Linked DNA regions of Homo sapiens: region 1 is linked to region 2. A link is an interaction called in ENCODE POLR2A ChIA-PET data of the cell type or tissue named here. Cell type or tissue: Panc1. All regions are shown on one strand. Each heading gives the region's core, and the rest is flanking DNA. Links, peaks and the distances in the headings are about the cores only.

Evidence for each region. Peaks named below come from ENCODE experiments on the same cell type or tissue, not always from the same donor. Only the 100,000 strongest peaks of a DNase experiment are listed, where the experiment ranks them.
Region 1: POLR2A ChIA-PET joins it to region 2 with 14 read pairs; 1 of 35 experiments calls an interaction of 5 or more read pairs at or near these places.

What each region holds. Positions count from the first base shown.
Region 1 is chr17:61,006,171-61,011,556 of GRCh38, reverse strand. The region is part of intron 15 of BCAS3 (BCAS3 microtubule associated cell migration factor); the gene reads right to left. Among named protein-coding and RNA genes, the nearest start is that of BCAS3-AS1, 130 kb to the left of the region's middle. In Panc1, for the core only: no CTCF peak of the experiment used is centred there; no DNase peak of the experiment used is centred there; H3K27ac peaks cover 3,826 bases.
Region 2 is chr17:61,228,608-61,233,993 of GRCh38, reverse strand. The region is part of intron 22 of BCAS3 (BCAS3 microtubule associated cell migration factor); the gene reads right to left. Among named protein-coding and RNA genes, the nearest start is that of BCAS3-AS1, 95 kb to the right of the region's middle. In Panc1, for the core only: no CTCF peak of the experiment used is centred there; no DNase peak of the experiment used is centred there; H3K27ac peaks cover 3,975 bases.

The DNA.
Region 1 (5,386 bases), core at 194-5,193, 220 kb after region 2:
ATCTATAGAAAAAATAATTCTGGAGGGGACTCAGTACTTCAGAAGGTTGCCAGATGACTGGAGTCTGCGGCTTTCACTATTCTGCTTAGTCTCACGTTCACTGGCCTAGAAGGTTAGACTTGATAACTTTAAAAATAGATCTTTAGACATTTCCATGTGGTTATATCAAGCCTAAATTTTCAAGCCAGAATTCTTCATTAAACCTCAAGCCTCTTCGTATAAGGAAGTTCAGCAGGAAGAAACCTGCAGTGTCTGCCTTGGACCTAGATGAAGTCTATTGCTATTCTTTTTCTTTGCTTCACCTCTCAGAAATACATAAGATACAAATAATATTTCTGAGATCTATGAAGAGAGTTACAAGGTATCACCTTCACTAACCTTTCTTTACTATACTCTTCTATTTTTTCCTTTATTGCATGAGTACAATGAAAAAGAACAGAGGTTATTTAAGTGCAGTTTTGGTAGTGGACTGCATGAAGTCTTGAGATACATAAAATATTTCACACACTATTATACTTTCAAATTCCAGCTAAGAGGAGACCTGTAAGTGACAAATGCCATGAGAATGAATATTCTCACAGTATTTCTGGCACAAGCAGACAGAGGAAGTCCCAAAAATCTCATGAGAAAATAAGCTCATCTAAGACTCTCATCCCAGTTTTTTGGGCTTACTCTATATAGATAAACTTGCATAAGCCTCAGGCTTTTGGGTCTTTATCCAAATCCACTAGAGCTTTGATCCTTTAGAGGTTTACCAGTCCCCACGATAGATGGAGTTCTCTTGGGGGAAAGAAATCCCGAGTTCCAATAAAATGGTTTCTCAATAAGTTAAAGCAGGAATTCTATTTGGGGATACAAAATTATTTAAAAATCAGAATTTTTAAAACATCCCTTGATGTTTAAAGCTATGATGTCTTGTTTTTGTTCTGCTTTCAGTTTTTTGTTTACTGCTATTATTGTTTTTAATATTACAATACAAAGCCATTACACCAGAACCATTCACTTTCGGGTTCAACCACTGACTTTCTATGTTTATCTTCTAAAAGTTTGCAATTTAAAAAAAAAAAGGAATTATGAAAACAACTTCTTGTGCTCTTTTTTTCCTGTTACCTTTTGGATAAAGGATATCTACAGGTACGTGTACTTTGGGGGACACAAACTCTCAATCTCCATACTAACACATAGTTCCACTGTCTGCATATATGAGAATGACATGGTGTGATCTGTTTACTAAAAGTTTTGCTAACTTCAAAATACCATCTTACTTATGCTTTGTCCTAAATTATGTTTTCCCAGACATTCTATACTATAAAAACACAGAAGAAAAATGGATTAAGTTGAGGATAAAAGTGAACAGAGAAAATAACAATGGGCTTTGTTGCCACGCTGGAGGAATAGCTTGTCAGGTCAGCTTTGCAGAGAGGCATATTCCCAAACCAGTCATCATTAACAGACTCACTTCCACAGGAAAAAAAAAAAAAAAAAAAAGACAGAGTCTGAAAACTCCGGACAAAAGAAATCCCTGCAGACAAAGTAAAAACAAATTAAAAGACCCATTATAAAACACAGATGCTACAAGGAAAATAAACTTTCTAAGATTTACTGGGCTTTGACAAACTTGGACATTTGTGGAAAAGACATCAGCAGCAACTCCCAGGTAATGTGGCTGCAAAGTTAGACTCCCTTCTGTTTTATCTTTACCCTCTGTGCAGAAGCTGCCAGGTTGGTATTCTTAGCTTCTGAATGCAGTGATGTGAGAACATGTGAATGTGGCAAACTGCCAACTGCAAGAACTCTCTGAAGCTAGCAAAACTGAAATTGTTGAACATTTCAGATTATGTTAAATATTAAAGTTACTATCAGTGTATCTGTGTGTACATATGTATAGTTGTCTTTCTTCCGAGATACAAACAAGAAGAGGGAAAATAAAAAATGAATGTATTTGCATCCTTTCTACCTTTAAAAAATTTCCATATCTTACCATATTGTGAACCAAAGGACATAAAATCAGTTAAAATAACATTAAGGAATCAAATGACAATAGTTGTAGATCAGAAAGTACCTTAAAGGAGTGTCATACCAGAGAGAGAGAGAAATTTTTGTTACAGGTTTCTAAAAGTTATTGTTAATGGAGGACAAAGAAAGATTCTTTAGGAACAGAAGGTATGAGAAACTAAGACCTACAATGGAATAAAGTGGGTCAAGTGAAACATTTGGAGGATAAAAAGAGCACTGTCCTTCTGTTGTCATTAGACATATGAGGTAAGTATAGTATTAGAGTATTAGAGATAAGTATAGAAACGGCAAAGCTTCATTTGCAAAAAGAGCTAAAGGACACTAAGCAATGGTGCCCTGTGAAAGAGCAGTGTTATTAGGAGGTCCACATATCATCCCACTTATTCTTACCACAGACACAGACCTTATCCACTTTAGGCACTCCACTTTTCTGAAGGTTTACAATAGACACCTTCCTATAACTCAGTACTCTAGACTCCTACGACTGTATTAAATTCTGTTCTCATCACCTCTCCATACACTTATCTACAACACCCACTATTGTTCTAGGATATAAGCTCCTCACCTAGTGTCTTTGGTCTCCTATTTGGAACTCTTGCATTTTGAAATCGGATTACTGAGCCACACTGAAGCCCGAGGTCAATGTGACTCTCTGGCACTCCTCAGAAGACAATTCTACGGAAACAGCCCCAGTCCCAAATATCTCCTTTATTTTTGCCCTCTTTGCAACACTTTACCTATTCTAAGACATCATGTAGATGTTCTATTCCCTATATCATATCTTTCAAAAATAAAAACTAGATGATGAGTTCTACGGGGCCTTTTTTTTTATTTTTTTATTTTTTATTTTTTGGTAAACTTTTGTCTTCTACAGAAGAGCAAAGCTTTTGGACTGTTTTTAATATCTTGCTGTGGAATTGACAGGGATAAAAATCTAAAATATACCAAGGAGTTTAACTAAGTTAATTCTGTAGTTGAAAAGCTCTGACTTCTTGACTCTGTCAAAGAATACAATGGTAGCTTGTTTTGAAATAGTCACTGGAAATGTGGGCTCTGAAAAGTTAAAAACACTGCTTAGTTCTTGCTTGCCATCCAATTTAACATTAAAGTTTTTTCAACCAAACTCTCAATAGTTATTTAACAAAAAATACCCTGTGTAGAAGGGAATTTCCTGCAGGTGGGTTATTTTTGGTTGGGATGGGAGTGTGTGTCTCTCTCTCCATCTCTCTCTTCTCCCCTTTCCTAGATGAGAATGTCAAGCTTCCCAGCTGCAGTTCCAGGACTTTCACCCTCCTTTATGACCTTTTCTCAGGCATGTTCCAGTATAATCTGCAATCTACTCAAGTCGGAAAAGGAAACAGCAGCACCCTGGTGAGAAACAGTGCCTTCTGACCCACATACCAAACTGGGCGGAAGCAATGCTTGTTCACAGGAGCCAAGGAGAGTAGAACACACACTAAAAGAAAATGAATTTTATGTGTGTGTGTGTGTGTGTGTGTCGACACACAGACACACATTTTTAAAGACTATAAACACAACAAACAGTTTGGGTGACAAATAAAGACAGAAAATACTGAAGGACAATCCTGTGTGGGCACTGATTCATTTTGCCTATAACTTTTTTTTGGAGGCAATCGATGGTGAAGTAAAAACACTGCAATTTTTGATGCATTTCAAGCAAAAACACTTGTTGCTTTCTTTGAGTAAAAAGTTCACGTCACCATAGACATTACTGTAGGTACTTTGAGAAAGGGTGAGAAGGTAGGAAGATTAGAGAAATCTCCCACAAAATGGACTTGAAAACAAGAATCCAATCTTTCTTTTTTTTTTTTAAACAGGATGGGGATTGAGATTATTAATGATAGTGTCATCACTTCTCCCCACTACATACAAAGTAGCCTGCATGGAGCTTTGCCTAGGGCTTATTAAATGTCACTAGAATTAAAAGTGTACTTTCAGGAGAATTGAAACTGTATATATTTATGTACGAATACTCCAATAAATAATTTGCTAGGTAGTTTTCCTTTTCTATTGTGAATCCATTATCATCTGTTAATTATTATCTGAATGTGTTGGCTACTACAACATACAAATTTAAGTATTTTTCTTTTCTTAAAGCTAAAATAAACCCAATAAATTTAGAAATTTGATGCCTAAAAATTAAAAGTCATAAAGAAATAATTCCTGTTGCTAAAATTCTAAGTACAGCAAGTATAGTTGACACAACTCCAAAAGGTAACAAGGTGGGCCTAGAACAAGGAATATTGAAAACTTAGGAGGCAAAAATTCCCTAGAAAAGGAGATGAAATCAACAGTTAGAAACAATGTTTATAAAATGCAAGAACACAAAGGGAAAAATAATAGAACTAGCTGTGAGGAATTCTACTGAAATATAAAAAATCTGTCTGAAAAGTTTCATGCAATTAAGTTTCAATCACAGAGTCAACCCAAACTTGTAAGTTAAATGAACAAAATCTCCTCCCTCAAAGTGGTAAGTTCATTACTTATTATTCTTAGAGCACTCCAAGATTTTGGAATGAAGAAAGTTTATTAAGAGTTGGTGCTCTTAAAATTTAAGAAGGTTTAGCAATTTTTAATTCATTTTACGTATTAGGATTGTAGTTTGACACTCCTTCAACAATGAAAAATCAAATATAACAGTAAAAAGACTATATTTAACACAAGAGGGAAGAAAGTAAATTCTTCATACGTATAAATAAAAATTTTTTAAAAAGATCTTTGACCTTAAGCCTCAACCTATTTCTAAATGTATCATATTAAAGCACCCTCAAAATTTCCCACTCCTCTGAATCAAGTTCAAATATAGTACTGACACTAAGTGCTCAAAAGTGGAGTTTTAGCCTAATGAAAAATCCCTGAATTAAGGCTCCATAATCTAACATCCCTTAGAACAAGTCTGAGGTGAAATGTGCTCCCCAAAGTATAAGTCCTCATTAAATTATTTCTTGAAAATACCCTATACTCAACTCTCCCATCTTTACCTCACAATGAATTTTGTATATCAACAGAGTAAATAGAAATGCTTTACTGTAGATGGAAAAAATATAGAATCCTATCTTCTTGTTTCAACAAATGTGACTTTATTACTTAAACTGCTAAACATACAAGATGTAGAAGTATCAGAAGTTGGTTCTGAGATAAACACTTTGTAGGAAGATGAAATATAGAATTAACTGCAAGATTTAAAGTGTATTTTCTTAGATCTGGAGAACTCAAAACTATTTAATTTTACATTTGCAGAACTTATCTTTATGTACTTTGTATACCTATACATTAAAGAATGTATACTTAAGGAACAATTTAATATAAAATCGAAGCATTTTCTCTTGAATAAAAAGTATAGCCACAA
Region 2 (5,386 bases), core at 149-5,148:
GAAAAAAAAAAAAACCAAACCTGATATTAGTAATACTCAATTCACATTAATTAGAATAATGGATGGAATGCCACAGCTGGAAGACCTCTTAAAGAAAGCTCAACTAGACAGGAAAGAGCCTCAGGGGCCAGAACTGAAGCCAGAGAGAGATTCTCCCTGTGCCCTCCATTAACCAAAGCATCTCCTCTTGTATCTGTTTTATAGATTGGGGTCCTGCATAAAATTTTATTAGAAAAAGAGTTCTGTGCTTAGGAAGGTGAATTGAGAAGGGAGGTTTGACGAAGAGCTAGCCTAATCCATGCTTTCATTTTTAAGTAAAAGAAACATGAGACAGGAAGATTGTGACTTATCCAAGGTCCCTCAGTGAATCAGAGACAGGGTTAAGGCAAAAATACCTCTCCAGTCTTCAAGTTCGGTATATGCTTCATCTCCAAATCAAGTCTACTGGCTCCACCTTTCAGGGAAGCCCTTCATTTACTGTGTTTTGATCACAAGACAGCAACTTAAAAAGAAGCATTTCTTAGAAATATTTAGCACAATAACTCAAATTAACAATCATTTTTAGATCTGGACGATGAACCAATACAAGCTTAGTTGATTGGCATCTTTAGTTGTAGAATCACTTCTGCAAAAGCCATTAGCCACAGAGTGTTCTGGGCAGCTCAGATTTTACTACAAACCTGTAAAAGCCTGGGGTCCAAACTCTTCCCTGGGGCTCAAAGGTGTGAAGCTTCCTAAATGAAACTTGGGCATTCAGAACCTTCCCAATCAGCTCTAATCTTTATCACCTCCTTTCCATTATCCCTCAAAGAGTGTTGCTAGATAATATGGAGAGGAGTTTTTTAAAAAAGAAGTATTTTTAGCCCCTTTTTAAGTGGTAACAAAGTTTATCACCCTCCTACTCAAATTAGTCACACAGGTTAGTCCCAAGAGAGCGCAGTCTAGCTACAGATCACTGCAAAGGAATGACTTCATGGAGGCCCAAAACAAACACTTCGGCACATGGTTCCATCTGGAAATATAGTCAAATAGAAGCAAATTCCATGAAATTCCCAACTGATGCCGGCAACATAATTTTGCATCTTACAATACTAGCTCAAGGCTAATGCAGTAGCCTGCTAAATAGATAAGCAACTCTAAAAAGAAAATAGTTAACATAAAGAAAATAATTGAAATAGACAAAGAAAGTTGTTTTAATGGTGATAATAATTATTTCTAATACACACAGTCAGAAGGGTTGAAGAGGCCGACGAAGAGCAATGAGAAGAGAGATCAATCAAGACTACAATAGGATTTGCAAAGAATTTTCTACCATTGTGATTTTTTTTCCTCTTAAGAAAGAGAACACCGGTCCTGGATCCTCAGGATGAAACCCAGAGATGGGTTTTTGAAGATTTTCTTTACTCAAAAGAGGGTTCTCAAAGCAGGACTAGAACATGGACCATGAAGAAGGTTATATTCCAAGGGTCTGCCGAACTGCCATGAATACAACACATATTCCTACCTGGGACTCTGTTTCTCTGTATACAAAAGAAAAACAACCTCCCACCCTGCCAGATAATGATTTTGAGGAAAATTACTCCCCACCCCCCACCTTTTTTTTGGCCAAAATAAAACATTACAATCAGTATCTGTCATTACATGCAACACACGTCTATCCAGAATTAATTGCTTCTAAATTATCTGGGAAACAAAGCACACTACACAGATTAACATATAACCACTGACTTTGTGGAATGCTTTTAAACTCTCCTGATTTCTTTTTCTCTTTCTTTTTTTTTTTTTTTTTTTTTCGGAGTCTTTCACTGTCACCCAGGCTGGAGTGCAGTGGTGTGATCTCGGCTCACTGCAAGCTCTGCCTTCCGGGTTCACGCCATTCTCCTGCCTCAGTCTCCCGAGTAGCTGGGATTACAGGTGCCCACCATCACGCCTAGCTAATTTTTGTATTTTTAGTACAGACGGGGTTTCACCGTATTGGCCAGGCTGGTCTTGAACTCCTGACCTTGTGATCCACCCCCCTCGGCCTCCCAAAGTGCTGGGATTACAGGCATGAGCCACTGTGTCAGGCCTCTTTTCCTTCTTTCTTTGTTTCCTTCTTTCTCTTTCTTTTTTTTTTTTTTTTTTGAGACAGGGTCTCTTCCAGGCTTGAGTGCAGTGGTGCAATCATGGCTCACTGTAGCTTCGATCTCTCAGGCTCAAATGATCCTCCCACTTCAGCCCCCTGAGTAGCTGGGACTACAGGTGTGTGTCACCACACCTGGCTAATGGTAAAATTATTTTGTAGAGACGGTGTCTTGCTATGTTGCCCAGGCTGATCTCAAATTCCTGGGCTCAAGCTGTCTTCCTGCCTCATCCTCCTAAAGTGCTTACAGATGTGATTACAGGTATGAGCCACTGTCTCCAGCCTTGTCATTTCCTTTGAAGGTAGGATTCCTTAATGCCCAGCATGGTTTCTGCATTATGGATTTGGAACTTAAGAAAGGTATGGGTTAAAAACAGCTTTGTACTTCATGGTATGACTTTGAACAAATATCTGAAACTTCTAAAACCGGTTTCTTATCTGTAAAATGGAGATAAAGCAATAAAAAGACACTATCAAGAGAGTAAACAGGCAACCTAAAGAATGAGAGAAAATATTCTCAAACTATGCATCTGACAAAAATCTAATATCCAGAATCTATTTTCAGAAACTTAAATCAACAAGCAAAAAATTAAAAACACTAAAAAATGGGCAAAGGACATGAATAGACACTTCTCAAAACAAGACCTACAAGCAACCAACAAACACATGAAAAAATGCTCATCATCACTCTCATCTGAGAAATGCAAATCAAAAACCACAATCAGATATAATCTCACACCAGTCAGAACGGCTATTATTAAAAAGTCAGGTCAGGTACAGCAGCTCACACCTATAATCCCAGCACTTTGGGAGGCCAAGGTGGGAGGAGGATTGCTTGAGTCCAGGAGTTTGAGACTAGCCTGGGGAACATAGTGAGACCTTATCTCTTAGAAAAAAAAAAAAAAAAAAAAAGGCAAAAACTAGCTGCTGGCGAGGCTGCAGAGAAAAGGGAATGCTTATACACTGTTGTTATAAACTAGTTCAGCCGTTGTGGAAAGCAGTTCGGAGAGTTCTCAAAGAACTTAAAACAGAGCTACCATTTGACCCAGCAATCCCATTATGGGTATATATATATCCAAAGGAAAATAGATCATTATACCAAAAAGATACCTGCACTCCTATGTTCACTGCCACACTATTCACAATAGTAAAGACATGGAATCAACCTTGGTGCCCATCTACGAGCAGATTGGATAGAGCAAATGTGCTAGATATACACCATGGAATAAAAGAATGAAGTCATGTCCTTTGTAGTAACGTGGATGGAACTGGAGGCCATTATCTTAAGCAAATTAGTGCAGGGACAGAAAACCAAATACCACATGTTCTCACTTTTAAGTGGGAGTGAAACATTGAGCACCCATGGGCATAAACATGGGAACAATAGATACTCTGAACTACTAGAGGGGGAGGGAGAGACAGGGCACGGGTTGAAAAACTACCTATTGGGCGCTATGCTCACTACCTGAGTGCAAGATGCCCATGTAATAAACCTGCACATGTGCCCCCGTATCTAAAAGTTGAGAAAAAAATTTATAACCTCCATCAATGTTATGTTATTGTAGTGTTTCTGGGGGGTACATAATGGTGGACCACGGAGAGCTGTTTTGCTTAAAATTTTATGAAAAAAGTAATTTGGCAGACAAATAGCTTACATATTAAAACAAAGTATACATATATGCACATATCAACACTATGTGTGTGTGTGTGTGTGTGTGTGTGTGTGTGTATACACACACTTTTTTTTGAGACAGAGTCTCGCTCTGTCACCCAGGCTGGAGTGCAGTGGCATGATCTCAGCTCACTGCAACCTCGGCCTCCTGGGTTCAACCAATTCTCCTGGCTCAGCCTCCTGAGTAGCTGGGACTATAGGCACGTGCTACCACGCCCGGCTAATTTTTGTATTTTCGGTAGAGACCAGATTTTGCTATATTGGCCAGGCTGGTCTTGAACTCCTGACCTCAGGTGAACCGCCCGCCTTGGCCTCCCAAAGTGCTGGGATTACAGGCGTAAGCCATCGCGCCCAGCCAACACTATCTTATAATTCGAAGATAAAAGCCTAGCTTCAGGAGAATTTTCAGCTGGTAGCAGGCAAGGTTGTGGCTCCATATCTAGAGACGGGGTAAGAGGGATGCATAAAGCATCTCTCCTCTACTATTAGAGCTATGTAAATGGAGAAGCACAAGAATGTGGCTCATGAACGTGGACTGAGGCTGCCTGGAAGGAAAACTATTGTATTTAGACAAAGAAAATTGGTCTGTGCTATAGTTTGAGCATCCCCTTCAAAATGAATGTTGACATTTAATTGCCATTGTGTATCAGCCTGTCCTTCAATTGAAGCTTTGAAGCCAGGCACTGACTCCTCCTCTCTAGCTATGAAAGTCCTAGATGGCATCTTCTTCCAATAGAAGGCTGTTCTGTCTACATCGATATCTGTTGTTTAGCATAGCCACCTTCATCAATGATCTTGGCTAGATCTTCTAGATAACTGGCTGGAGCTTCTCCATCAGCACTTGCTGCTTCATCTTGCCCTTTTATATTATGCAAATAGCTTCTTTCCTTAACCTCACGAACCAACCTCTGTTAGCTTCAAACTTTTCTTCTGTAGCTTCCTCACCTCTCTCAGCTTCATAGAATTGAAAGAGGTAGGGCCTTGCTCTGGATTAGGCTTTGGCTTAAAGGAATGTGGTGGTGGCCAGGTGCGGTGGCTCACATCAGTAATCCCAGCACTTTGGGAGGCCGAGGCAAGAGGATTGCTTGAGGCCAACAGTTTGAGAAATGTTGTGGTTGGTTTTATCTGCCATCCAGACAACTAAAACTTTCTCCATCTCAGAAGCAAGGCTGTTTTACTTTCTTCTGTGCTCACTGGAGTGGCACTTTTAATTCCCTTCAAGAACTTTTCCTTTACATTAACAACTCGGCTAACTGCTGCAAGAGGACTAGCTTTCAGCCTGTCGTGGCTTTTGACATGCTTTTCTCACTAAGCTTAATCATTTCTAGCTTTTGATTTAAAGTGAGAGGCGAACCTCTTTTTTACACTTGAACACTTAGAGGCCATTGTAGGGGTATTAATTGGCCCAATTTCAATATTATTGTGGCTCATGGAATCAGGAGACCTGCGGAAAGGCAGAGAGATGGAGGAACAACTGGTCAGTGGAGCAGTCAGAACGCAAAACATTTATTAAGTTTGCTGTTTTACATGGGCATAGCTTGAGGGTGCCCCCAAACGATTACAATAGTAACGTCAAAGATCACTGACCACAG